Linked DNA regions of Homo sapiens: region 1 is linked to region 2. A link is a loop called in an ENCODE intact Hi-C map of the cell type or tissue named here. Cell type or tissue: PC-9. All regions are shown on one strand. Each heading gives the region's core, and the rest is flanking DNA. Links, peaks and the distances in the headings are about the cores only. Region 1 overlaps ZMYND8 (zinc finger MYND-type containing 8). Region 2 overlaps ZMYND8 (zinc finger MYND-type containing 8).

The links. A loop is a pair of places that touch in the nucleus more often than their neighbours do. Peaks named below come from ENCODE experiments on the same cell type or tissue, not always from the same donor. Only the 100,000 strongest peaks of a DNase experiment are listed, where the experiment ranks them.
Region 1: a loop joins it to region 2, with 9 times the contacts of the local background. A loop is called at or near these places in 8 of 110 quality-filtered maps.

What each region holds. Positions count from the first base shown.
Region 1 is chr20:47,279,911-47,287,175 of GRCh38, forward strand. It overlaps ZMYND8 (zinc finger MYND-type containing 8), which reads right to left. Exons shown (of 23, transcript NM_001281775.3): 9 at 3,661-3,738; 10 at 2,192-2,307. Among named protein-coding and RNA genes, the nearest start is that of ZMYND8, 73 kb to the right of the region's middle. RefSeq lists a silencer at 1,555-1,849. In PC-9, for the core only: no CTCF peak of the experiment used is centred there; a DNase peak (open chromatin) is centred at 3,711.
Region 2 is chr20:47,331,268-47,338,532 of GRCh38, forward strand. All of the region lies in intron 2 of ZMYND8 (zinc finger MYND-type containing 8), which reads right to left. Among named protein-coding and RNA genes, the nearest start is that of ZMYND8, 22 kb to the right of the region's middle. RefSeq lists enhancers at 1-477, 4,435-5,274, 5,275-6,113. In PC-9, for the core only: no CTCF peak of the experiment used is centred there; a DNase peak (open chromatin) is centred at 3,074; H3K4me3 peaks cover 548 bases; H3K27ac peaks cover 2,500 bases.

The DNA of each region.
Region 1 (7,265 bases), core at 2,594-5,093, 51 kb before region 2:
CCAGGAGTTCAAGACCAGCCTGGGCAACATGGCAAAACCCCATCTCTACTGAAAATACAAAAAATTAGTTGGGCGTAGTGGCACATGCCTGTAGACCCAGCTACTTGGGAGGCTGAGGCAGGAGAATGGCTGAATCCGGGAAGAGAAGGCTGCAATGAGCCGAGAGCTCGCCACTGCACACACCAGCCTAGGTGACAAACCAAGACTCTGCTCCAAAAAAAAAAAAAAAAAAAGAATGGTGGTCAGAGACTCCCTGCCCAAAGCCTACTAAAACATCCCAAGACCTCCAAAGTTGTTTCTCTACCACTGTGGAAGGTCCTGAACAACTCCCTCCAGGGGATCCCCTCTCCCAAAACAAGCCCAACAACACGGTGCACTCCCTTAAAGCAGGTGCTGAGAGGGGCTTCGAAACTGGTGACCATCAGACCCATGCTGCTTTCTTTTTCACAAACAGAAGGGGGCCAGCTTCCACGACAGCTCTCATCCAGAACCAAGACCTAAACACACAAATGGTTTTGGGAAACAGCTTCTGCACACAGAGCTGGCCAACTCACACGCCGTCCTTCATGCTCTGTAAGCCACCTTCAGTCGCTGTCTGACGGGTGAGAGATGGAGGTCCCTGCAGAGCAGTCACAGCTGAGAGACTACAGCCATCAACCATAAGGGTCTGGGAATATTGGGTGCAAGGGGGTAGGTATTATTTTTTCCCATCCTGCCTGTGTCCTAAGTATATCTACTCATACTGTATTACTGTATCAACCTATAGAGTAAGAATCTCAAATCATCAAGATGGTTCACATTTGTCATGCTCTGATGAAGAGGAGGGATGTACAGCCTGTCACCAATTCCTCCTGCTCTTCAAATAAAAAACAAACTCCTGCCTACCCCTCTGACTCCAGCTGTGAGCATCCTCTCCTCCCCGACCCTGTTTAAACCCCACTATTCTCCCAGCATTTCCTGAACCCTCTCAGCCTCAGCCCTTCCCCTCCCGACCTCTGCTCTTCCTGGTCCCTCATCCCAGATCTTCACACCAGGCCCCCACCACTACCTCCTGACCTGAGATTATCTTGCCTATTAGTTCACTTGTGTATCATCCTTCTTCCCCGCTAGGATGTCAGCCTTCACATGGGCAGAAACATTTGAATCACCAGCTTCCACTACACAGGCTGGCACGCAGCAGTCATCAAATATGTATTTCTTTGAATGAAGGAATACAGGAATTAAAGTCAAGGTGCAATACTTCCTACCAAATCCAGCACCATCTCAATAATTTCCATTTTGTCTTCTGACAGTGGACCATTGGGATTCCTAGTAAATGAGTTTGCAAATGACTTGGGAATTCACTCTTTTGGTCTGCAAGACGACTAGCAAAATTTAACAGGGGAAACCAATTTTCAGCTTCTGGACACTCTGTGTGTGTACATAATTTGTAGTATATATATTTTAAGTAGTCTCGCTACATACTAACACGCTTTCTCAAACTGATTGGTAGGGCTTCAAAAGGGTCTTTGCCTTACTTAATCATAACTTGATAAAAGAGAACTAAGATATTAACCGCTGCTCATCTCTGCCTACCTGTTGTTCTCAAGCACACAGCAGGCTCTGCTCTACAGGGAACTGCTATTAGCTGGAATAATTCACTCTGCCGTGTACGGAGGGAAAGGGGAGGGCAGGAAGGCTGGGAGGGAGGGCTCACACCTGTCAAAACAGCAACCCCTTATAACTTCCCACTGTAGCTTCAGAGAAAAGGGAACAGGAGAGAACTACTCAGCATGATGATAAGAGATTCATTTACTGGCAATCTAGGAAACTACTTCTATTCTTTGAAAGAATGATTTGGAAAGCAGTTTCCATGGAGGTTTAATTTACTTCAGAAACCCCCTCCCAAAAAATCAAACCAAAACAAAAAAGAACAGCAGCACTTCAAACAGCCACAGAACCCATTCCAATGTTGGTTTCATCAACAGACCCAGTAAAGTAAGATGATTTTCTAACACACCTGAGAAAACTGTAGCCCACGCCATTACCAAGCTTAACATACCACAGGAAATTTATTTCAACAACAAGATCAATGGTTGGTATCATGACAATAATGAGAATAATAGCTGCAGCCTCCACTTCTTTTCTTATCTCATAACAGTATCAAAGTTCAGTGAAAGCTACATGTTCCAAGCCTGTTATTAACTCCCACCTGTCATGTTGTCCAAAGAATCGGGCATCGACCTGCCCGTCTTTATCCCTTAGAGCTTTTGCAGGCCAGAATGGAAACCCCTTCAGTTTGGCCCAGACCAAAGGATGTGGATTGCTCTAGGAAAAGAAAAACAAGATCCAGAGTTTGTACATATTTGACAGCAAGATACTCACTAAAGTTTGGTATGTGAGGATGAAGCAGGACTGTGGGACACAGGCCATGAGTGGAAAAAGAGTTTCAAGCAGGGTCGGCCTGTGTGGTATTCCCTAAAAGGTATGTGGCCAAGACACCTGGACAAAACTGCAAATGGAGTTAAATGGTGAAATCAAAAGCTGAATGAAGTCCAGGCATGGTGGCTCACGCCTGTAATCCCAGCACTTTGGAAAGCCAATGCGGGTGGATCACCTGAGGTCAGGAGTTCGAGACCAGCCTGGCCAACATGGTGAAATCCCATCTCTACTAAAAACAGAAACATTAACCAGGCGTGGTGGCACACGCCTGTAGTCCCAGTTACTCAAGAGGCTGAGGCAGGAGAATCACTTGAACGCAGGAGGTGGAGGTTGCAGTGAGTCAAATCACGCCACTGCACTCCAGCCAGGGCGACAGATCGAAACTCCATCTCAAAAAAAAAAAAACAAAAAAAAGAAAGATGAGAAAACCAGGGTTGGATTCTAGCTGTACCATTATTATCTGGGCAGGCACGAGCAAGACATTTCACCTTTCTGTGCAACATACACAGAGACAATGACACCAATACCTTCTGTTTTTGGATTAAATGTGCATCATACCTAGCATCTAATAAGGGGCAGTATTTTGCTACCTTTATTCTTTATTGAAGGCTTAGCTATTCCGGTGTTAATCTCCAAAAGCACGAAGAGATGCAAAGTATATTTTCTCAACTTTCCTTGCCTAATCTTGCCTCCAAACCCACTCCAACCCACCAACCCCACCCCCAACACACACACCAGTGCAGCCCAACAATGTACTTCTCTCTGCAGAACCCCAGCTTGGAGAAGGCAGATCCACAGGGAAACTAGGGTGACTTTATTTCCCCCAAGAATCATGTTTTGGAGGGACTATGGAGTTAATCCAGGGAAGTATTTTCAAACCTCTTAAAATAGAACCAACATGATTTGTAAATCCACACTGATTTAAGCTCATCTTATTATCTGAAAAGCTTTGCTGCATCCCACATCTCTGATGAGCTCTCTTTTATGCTGCACCTTGCAGTCTGCCCAGGCTAATCAACCCAGGAAGCCATGATGCTATCTCTGGCACATGAACTTTCAGCCTAAGAGGTTTATCCTACCTGGATTACTTTCCTTCTGCCATAATTTTATCAGCAAAAAATTATCTTAAAACTCCATCCAAAGTTTCATCTAATAAGCCACCTGGAAAAAGCTGTCTCAGGGTAGTCATCCAAGGCACAGGGTTCAGTAAATGAAATAAGCAAAGTAAATCCAACTTACACAAGGCTCACAAAACCAGTTATCTCGTTTTTGGCAAGCAGCTAGATAACATTCTGGACATACTTCGATTTCATTCATCTGTAAAGCAAAAATACATTAGAATGTGTCACCCCAGGGGTGGATATCTTGTGGACCTCAATCAATGCTTGATGATTTTGAAGGTTAAGATGTTTTAAAGTCCCATAGAGGGAACACCTTGGAGATGAATCCAACCACTATGTATCGCTCCCAATGCTTCCACCCAGTCCAAGCCACCGTCCTTTCTCTCTGGACCAATGCAACAGCTAACTCCCCACGTCACCCACTTCCACTTTTACCCCCATTATAGACATTCCCTGCAGAGCAGCCACAGCCACCATTTTTTTTTTTTCCTCCAGAGTCTCACTCTGCTGCCCAGGCTGGAGTGCAGTGGCCCGATCTGGGCTCATTGCAACTTTCGCTTCCTGCGTTCAAGCAATTCTCGTGCCTCAGCCTCCCAAGTAGCAGAGATTACAGGCGTGCATCACCACGCCCAGCTAATTTTTGTATTTTTAGTAGAGACAGGGTTTTGCCATGTTAGCCAGGCTGGTCTCAAACTCCTGGCCTCAAGCGATCCACCCGTCTCAGCCTCCCAAACTGCTAGGATTACAGGTGTGAGCCACCATGCCCAACCCAGAGCCACCTTTTATAGACATAAATCTGTTCTTGTCCTTCCCCTGCTTAAAAGCCCCCAGTGACTTCCCATTATACCCAGTAGTTCTCTGTCAGAGCACTTTAACCATTCCCCCCACCCACAGGGATCACATAGCAATGTCTAGAGGCATTTTTGATTGTCACAAGTAGCCCAAAGGAGGGATGCGGGACTACTGAAATCTAAGATGTACACAATAGTCCCTGCAACAAAGAATTCTCCAGCCCTAAGTGTCAGCAGTACCAAGCTGAGAAACTAACAATGAAGTCTAATGACCTGACAGGTTCCCTCAAAGCCACATGTGATCTGGCCCCAGCCCACCTGTCTCGGCTCACCTTGCAGCAGTTCCGCTCCCCAACCCCTTCCAGCCACTCTGGCCTGCTCTGCTTGCCAAGCTCAATTCTATGTCCAGAGTAGCTAATTAATACCATGTTGCCCTATTTCAGCTCCACTGACGACAATCCGAAAATTCAATTAACTTATTTATTGTCCTTTTCTCTCATAAGAAAGTACATTCCCCTAGAATAACATTGTAGCTTAGAGCCAAAGATCCCAGAAGCTCCCTTCTTGGATCTCAAGTCAGACTCCACCATTTACTAGCTCTGTGACTTTAGGGTAAGCTGCTTCTCTTCTCAGAGCCCCCATATGTTGATCTATTGAAGAGAAAAAAAAGCAGCACCCACCACAAAGGGCTGTTATAAGAAATTAAATGAGATAAATGTAAAGTGCTTCAAGTGACAGAGTAATCAATATTGCCCATTAACATTTACTGAAGACTTAGAGTGTGCTGGTATCATTCTAAGAATTCTGTAAGTATTAACTCATTGTATTCCTTACACCTCATGAGATTAAAAAAAAAATGAGGCCCCAAAAAGTTTAGTAACCTGCCCAAGGTCTTACAGCAACAAAGTGGCATGGTCAGGATTTGAACCCAGGTAGTCGGGCTCCAAAGCCCATGCAGGTCACCACTGCACTGATATTTGTTATTCCTTTCTACCACTATCTGCCTTATTCTTCTCTTTAACTCTTATCATGCAAGGTGCCACATATTTAACAGGTGCTCAATAATTATAAGACTAACAGATTTCACAGGTCAGCGAGTAAGTAAGCGAATGAATGTGCAAACAAATGCATGGATGGCAGAGTGCACCTCCTGCTTCTAAGCCCACTCTACTTCTGAGCTATTCCAAAGGAACATATCCAAAACAGCCTGTATGACTTTCTTCAAGGAAATGCAAACTAAAATCACAGTAAGATGCCTACCGTTTTTACAGATCACATCGTTGGGGCAGGGGGGCACATATTTACATATAGTTTTGTAATTACAACTCCCAATATTGGAAAGGACATAGCCTCATTGTAACTGGAACATCTGACATGTTCACAGCCTCATAGTAGTTTTATTCCTAAAAATTAAACTAAGGAAATCATCAAATGCGCAATGATATTCATCACCTTGTTACTTAAGATGCTGATAAAACTGGGTACTATTTAATGACAAGAGGAGTAATTAAATGAATGTCCATGTGTTGTATGTAATACTATACAGCCATGAAAAATTCTGTTCTTCCTACGAGTTTAATTACCTAGGAAACAGAGAAAATACATAAAATAAACTAAGTGAGAAAGCAGTTTATAAAACTCTCTCTACATAAATATACAGACATAAGCCGGGCTTGGTGGCTGAGGCCTATATTCCCAGCGTCTTTGGAGGCTGAGGCAGAAGGATCGCCTGAGCCCAGGAGTTTGAGACCAGCCTGGGCAACATGGCAAAACCCCATTTCTACAAAAAAAATAATAATAATTAATTTAAAAAGAAATAGCCAGGCTAATTAATTAGCTGGGTGTGATGGTGCACCCAGTCCATGTTGAGACCCTGCCTCAAAAAATACATAGATAACTATATCTATATATAGATATAAATTTATAAGGATAGATTTTTTTTTTTTTTCTCGGAGACAGAGTCTCACTCTATCACCCAGTCTGGAGTGTAGTGGTGCTATCTTGGCTCACTGCAACCTCTGCCTCCCAGGTTCAAGCAATTCTTCTGCCTCAGCCTCTCAGTTTAGCTAGGATTACAGGCATGTTCCACCATACCCAGCTAATTTTTGTATTTTTAGTGGAGACGGGGTTTTGCCATGTTGGCCAGGCTGGTCTTGAACTCCTGGACTCAAGTGATCTCCCTGCCTCAGCCTCCCAAAGTGCTGGGATTACAGGTGTGAGCCACTGCACCTGGCCAGGTATCTATCTATCTATCATCTATCTATCTATCTGGATATATCTAGATCTAGATCTATATATCCATATATAAAAAGACATGGATGGGTCCCAGTGCTATCTGAACAGTTTTTCTTTATGAATGAATGGGAGCACACTGACAGGTTGAAGGTCATTCCATCTCATTTTTTTATTCTCACAATGAGATCTAATAAAGAAAAGCTCCCTCATACCATTTTGGCTGCCAGCCTGTCCCACAACCACCAGAGCCTCACAGCTCACACGCCTAAGAGGTCTGTTCCATCCACGCCATCACAATTATGGGCATTTGCAAGAAAACAGGTTCTCCTGGACACCTGGGCCACTCTCCCAGAAGCAGTCAAGGCCATGCCCCCAGATATCAAATCCTCTTCTGCAAGAGGACCAAAAGGGACCTGAAACAATACCAGGCTGTGGGGCCAAGGTCAGAAATTACGAATTCTATCTAGGCAATCAGGAAAAGACAGGAGGCCCGGTGCTTACTGGTGACTCAAGGGTAAAAAACAAAAAATCCTTTCCATCTCCCTTAGATCATTGCTACAGTAAGGGTGTTTTATAATATACTCGGGCCCCTCTTTGTTCTTTTTACTTTCCTTGAAGAGTAGGGGTGTGGCCTCAACAAATTCCAAAATCACCTCGGCTACCTAATAGGAGATTCTGCAAATGGAAACTTCAGCTG
Region 2 (7,265 bases), core at 1,788-4,287:
AGATAGTGAGAACAACTACGAGGCCACTGTAGTTCAATGGTGATAGGCTGGTTGAAGTGGAGTGACATTTAGGATACGATATTGTAAGAAAATGACACAAAAGGGCAAAGAACAGAAGAATGGGGAATGAGTCCATATCTCTGGGGGTGAAGATGTAAAATCTCTCATGGACATCTTGAGTTTGAGACGCCCATGAACAGGCAGGGAGGTCAGGTAGGCAGCTGACCCTCTGCACCATGACTCAGAAGCAATCTAGGTTGGAAACATAAATGTCTGAGTCATAAAGCTCCAGATGTGGGTAAGATCACCCAGAGAAGGAACGTGCTAGGCGAGACAAGGACAGGGCCAAGCTTTCAGCAACTCCAGCATTTAATGGCCAGAGAGAGGAGGAGAAGGTGCCAGGGAAACAGAAGGAAAATCAGCACTGCGGTGGCAAAGAAGGCAAAGGAAGAGAGAGTGTCCACAAGAATAATCAGCATCTCCAGTACTGCAGAGACAGCGCAGCAGATGAGGATGGAAAACCTCCCCTGGAAAAGGCAACACAGAGTCTCCAGGAAGCTCAGTGGGGATGTGAATGTGGAAGGTCAGGGTGGAAGCCACATTGGAGCTTGCAGGACAAAGACAGGAATACAGACGCTTCTAAGAAGTTTGGCTTGCTGGACGCGGTGGCTCACGCCTGTAATCCCAGCACTTTGGAAGGCTGAGGCAGGCAGATCATGAGGTCAGGAGTTCAAGACCAGCCTGACCAACATGGTGAAACCCCGTCTCTACTAAAAATACAAAAAGTGTAAAAAATACACTTTGGAAGGCTGAGGCAGGCGGATCACGAGGTCAGGAGTTCAAGACCAGCCTGACCAACATGGTGAAACCCCGTCTCTACTAAAAATACAAAAATTAGCCGAGCATGGTGACGTGCGCCTATAATCCCAGCTACTCAGGAGGCTGAGACATGAGAATCATTTGAACCCGGGAGGCAGAGGTTGTAGTGAGCCAAAATTGTGCCACTGCACTCCAGCCTGGGCAATATAGTGAGACTCAATCTCAAAAAAAAAATAAGTTTGGCTTTGAAGAAGAGGACAGAAATACAGCAGTTGCTAGTAGGAAAGATGTGGGGGTCAAGACAGCAGAGAGGGGAGACAAGTGCCTTTAAAAGTCTGTGACTCCAAGCATGGTGGATCACACCTATAATCCCAGTACGTTGGCAGGCCAAGGCAGGAGGATCACTTGAGCCCATGAGTTGGAGACCAGCCTGGGCAACATAGCAAGACTCTGTCGCTACAAAAAATTAAAGAATTAGTCAGGCATGGTGGCATGTACAGGTAGTCCCAGCTACTCAAGAGGCTGAGATGGGAGGATTGCTTGAGCCCAGAAGTTCATGGCTGCAGTGAGCGAGGATCATGCCACTGCACTCCCGTCTGGGGAACAGAGCAAGCCCCTATCTCAAAAAAATAAATAAAGACAACACAAAAAATTTAAATGTGTATATTCTTCAAAAGGTTAATAGTTACCCTATGACCCCACAATTTCACTCCTAAATCTATACCCAAGAGAAATGATGTGTCGTGTCTGCACAAAAACTCAGACATGAACACTCACCGCAGCATTATCCCTACTAGCCAGAAAGTGGACACAACTCAAACGTCCATCAACACATACATAGATAAACAAAGTGTAGCATATCCATCCAATGCAGCATTATTCAGTCATAAAAGGAAATGAACTACAGACCCTCCTCAACTCACGATGGAGTTACAGATGATAAACCCATAAAATGTAAGTACCAGAAGTCAAAAATGAGGTCACACACAGTGGCTCATGCCTGTAATCCCAACACTTCAGGAGACTAAGGCCAGAGGATCACTTGAGCCCAAGAGTTCCAGACCAGCCTAGGCAACACAGTGAGACCCCTGGGTCTACAAAACATATATATATGAGAGAGAGAGAGATAAAAAAACACAAATGCATTTAAGCCAGACATAGTGGTACACTCCTGTAGTCCCAGCTACACCAGAGGATCCCTTGAGGACACCATTGCACTCCAGCCTGGGCAACATCGTGAGACCCCATCAGAAAGTAAGGCAGGCAGCACTTTGAGAGACTGAGGGAGGCAGATCACTTGAGGTCAGGAGTTCAAGACCAGCCTGGCCAACAGGTGAAACCCCGTCTCTACTAAAAATACATGGCAGGGCACAGTGGCTCTCATCTGTAATCCCAACACTTTGGGAGGCCGAGGCAGGTGGATCACATCAAGAGATTGAGACCATCCTGGCCAACATGGTGAAACCTCGTCTCTACTAAACATACAAAAATTAGCTGGGCGTGGTGGCACATGCCTGTAGTCCCAGCTCCTCGGGAGACTAAGGCAGGAGAATCGCTTGAACCTGGGAGGCAAAGGTTGCAGTGACACGAGATAGTGCCACTGCACTCTAGCCTGGTGACAGAGCGAGACTCCGTCTCAAAAAAAAAAAAAAAAAAAAAAAAAAAAAAAACATTAGCTGGGCGTGATGGTGCTCACCTCTAGTCCCAGCTACTCAGGAGGCTGAGGCAGGAGAATCGCTTGAACCAGGAAGCAGAGGGGTGCAGTGAGCTGAGATAGTGCCACTGCACTCCAGCCTGGGTGACAAAGTGAGACTCCATCTCAAAAAAAAAAGAAAAAAAAGGAAATTAAGAAAGGGAAGGAGGGAGGAATGAATAAATGAATAAATAAATAAATAAGCATCGAATATACATAACCTAGGGAACATCATAGCTTAGCCTAGCCTACCTTAAATGTGCTCAGAACACTTAGAGTTAGGCAAAATCATCTAATGCGAAGCCTATTGTATAATAGTGTTGACTCTCTCATGTAATTTATGGAATACCATAATGAAAGTGAAAACAGAATGGTCGTATAGATTGTTTGTTTACCCTCGTGATCATGTGGCTGACTGGGAGGTGCCTGGCACCCCAAGAGAGTCTCATACTGATGCTAGCCAGAGAAAAGATCAAAAATCCAAAATGCCAAGTACTGTTTGTACTGAACTGTCACTTCCGCACCACTATAAGTCAGGAACTGTCTGTACTGATGATCTATGCTACAAGAATGTGGATGAGCCTTGAAAACATTATTCTAAGTGAACGAACTCAGACCAAAAGGTCACATACTGTATGATTCCATTTATATGAAATGTCTAGCATAAGCAAATCCACAGGCACAGAAAGTAGACTGGTACTTGCCAGGCACAGGGGTAACGGGGGAATGGGAAGTGACTGCTAATGAGTATGAAGTTTCTTATTGGGGGTGATGAAAATCTACAACTGATTGTGCTGTTGGCTGCACAACTCTGTGAAAAAAAAAAATATATATATATATATATATATTTTAGGCAGTCTTGCTCTGTCACCCGGGCTGGAGTACAGTGGCACGATCTTGGCTCACTGCAACCTCCACGTCCCACGTTCAAGCAATTCTCCCGCCTCAGCCTGCTGAGTAGCTGGGATTACAGGCACACGCCACCACACTCAGCTAATTTTTTGTATTTTTAGTGGAGACAGGGTTTCACCATGTTGGCCAGGCTGGTCGGAACTCCTGACCTCAGGTGATCCACCCGCCTCGGCCTCCCAAAGTGCTGGGATTACAGGCGTCAGCCACCACACCCGGTCTCCGTGAAAATATATTAAAAACCATCAAACTATTCACTTTAAATGGAGAACTGGGCCCAGGAGTGGTGGCTCACACCAGCAATCCCAGCACTTTGGGAGGCCAAGACAGGAGGATCGCTTGAGCCCAGGAGTTCAAGACCAGCCTGGGCAACATAGTGAAACCTCATCTCTACAAAAAAATATAAACATTAGCCAGGGGTGGTAGTGCACACCTGTAGTCCCAGCTACTCGGGAGGCTGCAGTGGGAGGACTGCTTGAGCCAGGAAATCAAAGCTGCAGTGAGCCGAGATCGTCCCACTGCACTCCAGCTTGGGCGACAGAGAGAGACCCTGTCTCAAACAAACAAACAAAAAAAAAGGAGAATTGTATGGTATGTGAATTATATGTCAATAAAGGTATTTTTTTTTTAAGTCTATAAAGCGCTGGATCTCTAGGTTCCCAGGAAAGCCCAGGATAGGTGAGGGGAGTCACAGGAAGTTGAAGGGGGCTTATTATCATTCCACTCACCCTCACCCCCCCACAGCCATGACACCTGGTCTTTCCAAACTGATCACCTCAAGTCATCGGTAAAGGATCCACTATCAATAGAGAACAATGAAGGAATGACGACTTTAATAAGGCAATAAAAAGTACCCAGATCTCTAAAAGGCCTCAGCCCTGATATGCTTATTCTACAGGCATTTAGAGAGGAAAAAGAAGAGATGGTTCTTTTTAAACTAAGCTTGAAACGGTCGATTTTAGATCACAGTCTTCTAGAATAATAATAGTCACACAAACATATAACGTGGGTCATGCTTCAAAAATGGGGCAAACACAAGGTTTGCATGAGTGAACCACAAAGCTAAATTGCACAGACACTGCCGACAGGATTCCATGAACAGATGCACAGTAGAGACGATGCTGGCCAAGAGAAGGTAGAAGATTTCTCATTTGCAAAACCATAATCAGACATCTTCAGAGTTCTGGGATATTTTAGACCTTGTTAGGAGAGGAACAATCTGGTAGTCATCTAACTCACAAATAAATTCTTTCCACTGCACAGTACACGGATGGCACTTCTTGGGCTGTCAGAGATAGAGAGGAGCCAAAATACGGTTAAAAATACTGATGCTCATTTTTTGAAAGAAAAATTCTCAGCACTTCTGCATCGCGCTGTGATTTAAAAGTGTTTGTGGTTATATTTTCTGAAAGAGTTTCCTTGAAAAATGACAGAAGGTCTCTATCTCACAGCCGTCCTCATAAACAATCCCTTTGTGAAAGTCTTAATTTACATACAACAGTGAGAACAAGGATCCTGTGCTAATTAAGGTCTGGGGCTGGTTAGCAAATTGCTATAATTGTACATTCTCTAGCATCCTGTCTCTGAAAACACATCCATACCCCCAGCAAATCTCAGCAAGAATGATACTGTTCAAGATTTTAATATCCTGGGCTTCCGCTGCATCTGTGCGTGTTTCCAAGTCGTTCATTCCCTTGTGCCGGTGACATTACACAGACATTTTTAAAAATGGTTTCAGCTTTGGCAGGCTGGCATCCACACACCACAAGCACTACCACAAAACGCACACATGGCAGGATCAAGACGCAAGCAGCCCAAACAGGGGAGCCTTTGTATGGAGACGTGAATTCAACCCGCGGAGTACATCATTTCTCAGGCTGCAAATCCCTGGCCTTCAAGGCGCTTGTTCTGACTCACGCATGGTGAGGCCAAATTCTGCAATGAATTGTGCCTTGGCCAGTCTCGCACAGGGAATGCAAAATGACAGCCCTCGGCTTCTTCTGACCCGGAAATGCGTTTTGTTGGGTTCACGCATGATCTTTAGAGAAGCCAGTCTACACAGACCACATTTCTAAATGAGGCAGTTTTACAGGGGAAAAGAAAATCCCAGCTGGCCACAGCGGATGAGCCATATTCCTGCTGGTCAGCAATCAGATGGAGGCACCCTCCCCACTTTGGCACACTCTCCCATTCACCAAAGCTCCCCTTCCCCCTGCATCCCCAGATGCCAGCCACAATCACTGATCTACCTGCTGGGCCCTTCAGGCATTTGACTTGCAACCCTTGGAATACAGGTCATGGTTAAGTACAAAGGTTTAAAATCTAGGGACATTAAACACTCTTATCAAAAAAAAAAAAAAAGGTTTAAAAATCAAAGGGCCAGCCAGGCACGGTGGCTCACGCCTGTAATCCCAGCACTTTGGGAGGCCAAGGCGGGTGGATCACCTGAGGTCAGGAATTCGAGACCAGCCTGGCCAACACAGTGAAACCCTGTCTCTACTAAAAATACAAAAATTAGCCGGGCGTGGTGGCAGGCGCCTGTAACCCCAGCTACACCGGAGGCTGAGACACGAGAATCAATTGAATCCAGGAGGCGGAGGCTGCAGTAAGCCGAGATAGGCACTCCAGCCTGGGTGATGGAGGGAGACTCTGTCTCAAAAAAATAAATAAATAAAATAAAATAAAATAAATCAAAGGGCCGGGAGTGGTGGCTCACGCCTGTAAACCTAGCACTTTGGAAAGCCGAGGTAGGTGGATCCCTTGAGCCCACGAGTTCAAGAGCAGCCTGGGCAACACGGCAATAACCCTCTATATAATTAATAAATAAATAAAGATAAAACCTGACCCTAGTTCCATCCCTACTTTGACACTTCCTTAATTCATCTGAGCCTCAGTTTCCTTAACTGTAAAATGGGAATGACACACCCACATCATGGAATTAGTATGAAAATTAAATGAAGTAATTTGCATATCATGCCATGAAGTACTCAGAAAATATTAGCCACGCAAACACACCTGGCATCGAGATGGCACTTCCCATTGATGTAGGAGCATCTTTCAGCAGGATCATTACCCTCGGACACAAATGTCAACCTGACATCTTGAAAGCTCGAAAGCTTTGTCTCCTGAGAGCTAAAACGCTCTACTAAATGCCAAGGCTGGCATAATGGCAATGACTGGCTTGGGAATTACTCAGTTAATAAGTGAGTATGTGTCAAGGGGAGAGGGGCGTAAAAATTGAAATTCAGTTAGAGAAACTGAAAGGTCACATGGACTAGATGTAGGAATAGGACTGAGGAATTCTGCACCAATTATTGTCAGAGTTTCTAAGTTTCCCAAGAAGAGGACGGCTCAGCACCTGTTTTCTAAGTGCAAGTAGAGAAAAACACGTTGCCAGGTTCATAAGATGGTAGAGTGGTCACCTTATCTCCTTTTGAGGACCCATCTCTTTCCCAGTGGGGACAGCGTTGGTGGGTCCAGGTGTCCAGGATATTAGCCCTTCCCTGGCCAGAGACGTGCACATGGACTTTGCGCTATTGTCCCTGAGGAGGCTCCGGGCTGGCTCTACTCCCGAGAGTGGCCTGGACCTCCAGCCTTCCCACCAATGCAGTGGGAGCAGCTTCACACCAACAGACCACCTGCAGTCCATCCCTTTCCTGCTCAGAACCGAAGGACCCTGACCCGGGTCATGTCACAGGGGAACAGAGTCCCTAAACTTCCCAAGAAAAGCAGGCTGGAGGAAAAAAAAAAACATGTTCACTGAGCCTGGAGATCATCCCACTGCGGACGCTGAGATCACTGGGACTGAACAAGAGATAAGGCTTCATCCCGGTCAGCTTCACAG